2 separate regions of the Homo sapiens genome follow, and region 2 is linked to region 1. A link is a contact called in ENCODE Hi-C data. All regions are on one chromosome and are shown on one strand. Each heading gives the region's core, a stretch centred on a gene start or an enhancer-like site at or near the end of the contact. The rest is flanking DNA. Distances are from core to core; before and after follow the strand shown. Region 1 has its middle 73 kb from the start of ASTN2. Region 2 overlaps LOC105376244 (a long non-coding RNA gene).

Region 1 (3,164 bases), core at 280-2,779:
AGTTTCACCATGGTGGCCAGGCTGGTCTCGAACTCCTGACCTCAAGTGATCCACCTGCCTCAGCCTCCCAGTGCTGGGATTACAGGCATCAGCCACTGTGTCCGGCCTCTCTGAGGTTTCAATTCAGATCTCCAGGAGACAGGGGGCCTTCTAAACATAATAAACGAGCAGAAGAAGAGGAACTGGGCTGGGAAGGAGGAGATAAAGCTTGGTCTGGATTTGCTCTGATTCTCATGATGCCAGCAGATATCCTTGAAAGCAGAGGCAAATAACTTTAGGCTCTGAATGCGGCGGCACACCAGAGAGTCCCTTCCTCCTTCCTGCCCCATCAGCTGCACCATTGGCCTCCACTCCTCTCACCATCAACTCCGGTGACCCAGCCTCTGGTCACTGGAGGAGGCAGAGCTGGCCTGGGTGGGGGGTGGCAGGAGGAAGTGGGTGGTGGAATTACCCACAAAGTGACTTCTCAAGCTCGCCTATTTCTGGTGCCTCTCCTCCTGATGCATCTCAACCTTGGCCTGAGCTAATGAACCTCAGAGAGCAAAGCTGTCTTTTGTTTGTTTGTCATTTTGAAGTTTTCTGGTTGATTAAGATCTATGCCAGCAGGAGGGTATAAAATCACCAGCAATACTTCATTCGAGGATCACAGGGCACTCTCATCCCCTTCTGACAAAATGCTGAACTTAATATAAAAATGCTGTCCCAACCACTTTAGATCAGAGAAATTGTTAAAAGGACTTTTTTCTTTCTCTTTTTTTTTTCCCATCTGAATTGTTATTTTTCCCTCCTCTTATCATTTTCTGCTTTGTTTCACACCCTCTGTAAATCAGGTTTCTTTTAAAAGAGCAAAAATTGAATTCTAGTTACAGACAAAAACTACAAATGAATTTCACACTGAATGAAGTCCAAGGGAAGGAAAAAAAAAAAAAACTGTTACTGGGTGACACTTTGAAGTTAACTTTTCCTCACCAAACCCCGGTTATCGTTTTCCTAAGGACCACGATGTCACCTACCCCTACTCCCAGCCCCCTTGCCCAACCTGTACCCTTGAAACTCCTAACTCTTAGCAGAAAAAGAATGCAGCCGTCACAGCTTCAGTCTTCTGGGGGAATGTAATTATCTAAACTGGCGCGGATCCAGAGCTCAGCTCCCCCATGAAAAGGATTTCTTATGAAAGATTAAGTGGTAACACATATGTCAACAGCACTCCCAGCTCTGGAGTAATTCTGAGCAAACAAGAAAATGGCAACAGTTCCTGTTTCCAATCTGGAAACCCTCCCCGGGTCTTTTTCCACCCCAGGTGTCACAGAGCTCTTCAATTTGTTCAGGTGTTGTATCATGGGAGCCAATAGACAGGTGAGGGGGACAGTACGTTTATCCACGGTGAGGCTTGAGGGGATGGGAGCCAGAAAAGCAGCTGGTTTGGAGGCAGCCCTATAAGGCTGGCTGTTTTAGGGACGCGGCACCGGCCACCAGGCCTGCGTAGCCCAGGCTCCCTCCCGTTTCCTGTAGCCCTCCGCCTTGGCAGGCATGGCAACACTGCCCTCTGCTGGGGCAGCACAGTCATCACACCCCACCCAAGCTCCCCGGGCCAAGGACGATGGCTGGGAATGTGATGGGGAGGAAAAGGCTTGACAGCCAAGCAACCGCTAGGGTCAGCTCTTGTGTGGCTGGAGTGTCAAGAGTCCCCGTCTCTGATGTGTGCCTTAACCCAGGGTTTTAGAATCGAACAGACAGATCTGCTATGTGACCCTGGGCATGATTTACCTTTCAGAGACTCAGAACAAAGAGAAAAGTCACCTACATTAGAGGACTATGGTGAATATGAAATGAATATTAGCTTTTCAGCAAGGGTGACCACACGTCCTGATTTCCCCAGGATGGTCTCAGTTTTTGCTTGTGGTCCTGATGTAATTGTGAACGGCACCCCTTTCATTCTCAAAAGGCAATAAATTATATGGTTAGCCTATCCAAAACGCAAGACACTCTGCCAGACATAGTAGTTACTCAGCAAAACCTAGTTTCTCTCTATTGTACTTGAATGCTGATCTTCTGTGAATGCAGATAAAGGGACAGGTGAGGCAGTTTCCTTTCCCTTTACTTCTATGGGGTAAACTGTACACTAGCTTTTCTGCATCCAGCAAAGAAAGCAGTATGGCAGTGTATGGAAAAATCAATAGTGAAGAGGGTAGGAGTCATAGGAAGATAAACCAAGCCAACAAATTTCAGCAGAATCCTAAGCAAGCCCCTTCGTCCTCTGTCCTGCTGTCTCCCACGTATGAGGAGTGATCACCTTTGCTTTTCCTTTTTTGTAGGACTGCGGCAAGGCCCAAATGCAGCAATGGGTATGAAAATGCAGTCATAGGCAGAAGCAAGGTATCATTATCTCATTTTTGATGCATACCAACTATCCACAATTGGATATTTTCTAGAGATACTTCTCTGAAAAAGATGCAGAAGTTCAGCATGTATAGCCCCATAGCTATATAATATACATTCATTTATGTCTTCCAAGCCTAAGAAATGTGGGGAATTATTGAAATGTCTACCACTGTGATAGCTCAAATCAGTGACAATGGCCAAATTTTGTTGCATCAATGTCCCTGAGGGGAAGCTGGCACCAATGCCAGGATAGCAGCTGATCTGCGTGTCTATTTACATAAATTTGCATTGGTGTGATGTTGAAAACTAAATGCCAATATTAAGGAAAATCGTTTTCTCCCAGACTAAGTCATCTCAGCAGAGCACAGTAGCAAGGAATACAGGCTCTGGAACCTGGCCTGCTACCCTCTATTTGTGTGACCTTGAAAGTTATAACCTCTTGTGTTGTATTTCCTTATCTAGAAATGGGAATAATGATAGCACTGACCACAGAAGGTTGGTGCAAGGGTTAAATAAGTTAATGTGTATGAAGGGTTTAGAGCATCACTTGACCTATTAAGTGCTGTGATATTAGCTGCTATTATTAACTCACACCCCATCCATTGTCCCTCACCATCAGTTTTTGTAACGCAGCCTCTGCTTTTTCTTCTATAAATCATAAAATTTAGAAATTTAGAGCTGGGAGGGATCTCAGAACATCTAATCAGTCACTTTTAGACTTTTATTTTATTCCTTTTAAAATAACTATGGAGCACTTTTTGAAAATAAAAGCTTACACGGAA
Region 2 (3,164 bases), core at 499-2,998, 300 kb before region 1:
ACATTGTGCACAAGTCTTTTTGTGAATATATATTTTCATTTTTATTAGATAAACACCTAGAAGTAGAATTGTTACTAGGTAATAGGTTAAGTGTATGTTTCACTTATCTCTAAATCTCTATTATTTTGCTGATATATCCATGCTATTTAGAACAGTGTCTAGCATGTACTAGGCATCCAATAAATATTCATCAATTGAAAAACTTTAACAATTAACTGTAAGAGTAGATATAAGTCCAGATCACTCTGTGGTCCAAGTTAGAGCTTTGTCCACTGCTTCAAACTGATAGATGGGGGGAAATTATTGATGTGTAGCCCCCATCTCAGACTTGGGTGGGCAATGCCTATGTGAGAAGCTCCTATGAATCCCTTGCTGAAACCATTCACGATAGAGCATGAGTGGAGACAACCCTGACACCCTGACATGAGGCAATGTTTCCCTGGCCTTTATATTTAACAGAACTTGCCTGGCTGTTTCCTTGCCACCAGGGAGCTGCTGTTATAATCCCCAGAGTTCTTCCTCTCCAGACTCTCACAATCCCATTATCCTCCTGCCTGGAGAGACAAGCTCATCTGACAACACTGCCAGCACAGAGACTCATGTGGATGTATTAAATTCACCACCTGGTGACTATAATTAAGATTCCTCTCCTTTGATTTATTTTGGTTGGGGGAAAGAAATCATTTAAGTTCTTGGAGGTGCAGATAAGAGATGATATATGTCCCAACTATTTCCATGATAGTAACACTTCCTGCCGCTAACACAGATGGAAACCCAACTTCAATCACATCCATACTTGACTACCCGTAGCGGAGGAATGATGAGGTGGTAGAGGGAAAAAAAGAAGAAAAGAGAAGTAGTCCAGAGGAAGGAGATAATGAGAAACATGCATGATATTTCTGGGAAAGAGATTTAAACCAAAGAAAGACGCACATCTGCTTGATACACAGAATTGTCTTTTCCAACTGAGAATGCAGCCCCTCTTTTCAATCAGTTGAAGAGTCGGATATCACCTTGAAGATGATCTAAACCAGGAGTTCTTATCCTGATATCTGGAGGTAGACTTGTAGGGAAATTACGAACTTCCGGACATTGAGGAGGGCAGTAAAAGTACCTAGCTTTCCTCAGTCTCTTAAAGCGGTCTAATGACTACAAAGACATTAACAGACCCAGTCAAATCCCCAAATTTTAAGTTAAAGATATTTAAATCCAGAGAGATAAGGAACTTACCCAAATTCATACTGCTGGTTTATGTCACAGGTAAAACCAGCACACAAGTTTCCTGACTCTCGTATTTGGCCCATTTCATCTTAGCGCTTGTCTGCACACCTGTTAGCAGGAGGCTCTGTGATTTGCTCTATATTCTAATCAGAGCCCCATAACAACTCCTGGAGGTGGACAAAGCAGGTGTAAGTAATGCCTTTCGATAGAAGAGAAAAACAAGCTCAGAGCAACTCAGGCAACTCATTTATTCAAGATGAACTTAGTAGCCCTAAATTGGTGTGGCTTCAGGGATCATGATTCTAATATCTCCTTCAGTCAACAACAGATCCTTACACCCTCAGGTGTGCTGCTCCCCAATCTCCAAGCCTGCACAAGTGTGGGTGTGGCTTCAGAGTACTGGGCCAATCAGACTATGTCACTCTTCCGGTGACTTTGACCCAAGGTGTGAGCACATGGTCCAAGCTGAGCCAATCAGAAACCTCATCTGGATTTTGGTTTTAAACTGAAATTGAAAGTGAGTTCTTGATCTCTGGTAAATGATTGAGGAAGTGACACCAAATGAAATGATTGCTGCATAGAGAGGGCTAGGAGAATAAGACTGGCAGAGCATGGATGAGGGAAATGGACAAAAACAAAAACAAAAGTCTTTTAACATAAATCCTTTGGTCTTTTTTCCTCAAGGCTTACTTTTCCATCACTTCCTTATCTATGCAATATCCTAGTATACTCCTAATAATTCTTTTTTGGGAGGCGGTGAAGTAGAGGAAAATGCTTGGATAAACTACATTCAGGGAGATATGCTATTTGCACCTGAGTTCTGCCTAACAGAATGCCTAAGTGTTAGTCAGCTGGCTTAAGCCCAGGCCATCGCCCTTGGACTCAGTCTCTTTGAGAAAGCCTTCAGTGTTACTTTCTACAGCCACTTACATACCTTCACTGTCAGCAGGAAGATGTCTGGGGGAATTGGCTTACCACTAAATGCAGGACCCCGAGGAATAGCGCGGCTCTCTCTTCCTTCTAATCTCAAAGTTAAGAGGAAGGTTTCTTATCCCTTTTCTTTCTCTCTTTATTTCTTTCTCACTTCCTCTCTCCTTATACTGGCTCCCTGGCATCTTTTACTATCCGTGGAGTTCTGATGCCCCCTGCTGCTGACTGCAGGCTGCTGGCTGCTAACTGCAAGAAACACAGGTTTCCCTGGTTGCAGGCTCTGTGTTGGTTGTCTGTGCTAGTTCTTCCGCCTCTCATTATGTTTTCCTCTTATGTGATCTAATACTCTGGCTGTGTTTTCTCACCGTCTTTCTGTGCCACTTGTATCTTTTCCCCCACACCCTCGTCTCAACATCTTTCTCATCACCTCTTTCCTCTTTCAGTTTCAGTTTTAGACTTCGTTCTCTCTGCTGTCATCTGTGTCTCAGTCTATTCTTGAATAGACTGGTTCCCTGCATCTTGAATTCCTGGTTCCTGCATCTTGATCTGTGTCACTGACTCAGCTTCTGTTGCACAACCTCACCCACTCATCAGTGGAATTTTTTTTGTTTTTGTTTTTTCACAGAGAGACTTGCCACATGTTCCTCTCATTGTCCTAAGATAATTTAACAAGCAGGTGATTAGCCTTAACTGAATAGGCAGGGTGGTTAGCTCTTTGCACAGAAAGTTCTTACAAGTAAAAATAAAGCATTTTCCAGGGTTCTAGAAAGTTAGATTTCTTCCACAGTTTTGTGTAATATTTGGCTTTTTTTTTTTCTTTCTGAGGTATAGGATTTTAAAATTTATACCTGGTGGGAACTAGAAGTGGGGAGGAGGTGAGTATTGGAAATCTCTGCGGCGAGTTCTAGATTGGAGAAGGGAGTTCTGGAAGTTATGGTTCCAGGGCTCCCTGTGAGAGGGCAGTGCTTCGGACATCTGTGCCTGAGCTGCTCTGCGTATGAGGTGCCTGCTCA

What was found. Hi-C counts contacts between places; a loop is a spot of excess contacts on that map. Pooled maps may share reads with other maps.
Region 2: a loop to region 1 is called in a pooled map, with 9 times the contacts of the local background. The contact joins two enhancer-like sites. A Hi-C loop is called at or near these places in 2 of 37 single-sample maps with no recorded cell type and 11 of 50 pooled maps.

Annotation. Positions count from the first base shown.
Region 1 is chr9:117,486,081-117,489,244 of GRCh38, reverse strand. No RefSeq gene overlaps it. Among named protein-coding and RNA genes, the nearest start is that of ASTN2, 73 kb to the right of the region's middle. RefSeq lists an enhancer at 1,303-1,462. Within about 2 kb of position 1,529, at least 5 of the 41 ENCODE cell types and tissues checked have a DNase peak (open chromatin) inside an H3K27ac peak, as active enhancers do.
Region 2 is chr9:117,782,560-117,785,723 of GRCh38, reverse strand. The region is part of intron 2 of LOC105376244 (a long non-coding RNA gene); the gene reads right to left. Among named protein-coding and RNA genes, the nearest start is that of TLR4, 80 kb to the right of the region's middle. Within about 2 kb of position 1,748, at least 17 of the 41 ENCODE cell types and tissues checked have a DNase peak (open chromatin) inside an H3K27ac peak, as active enhancers do.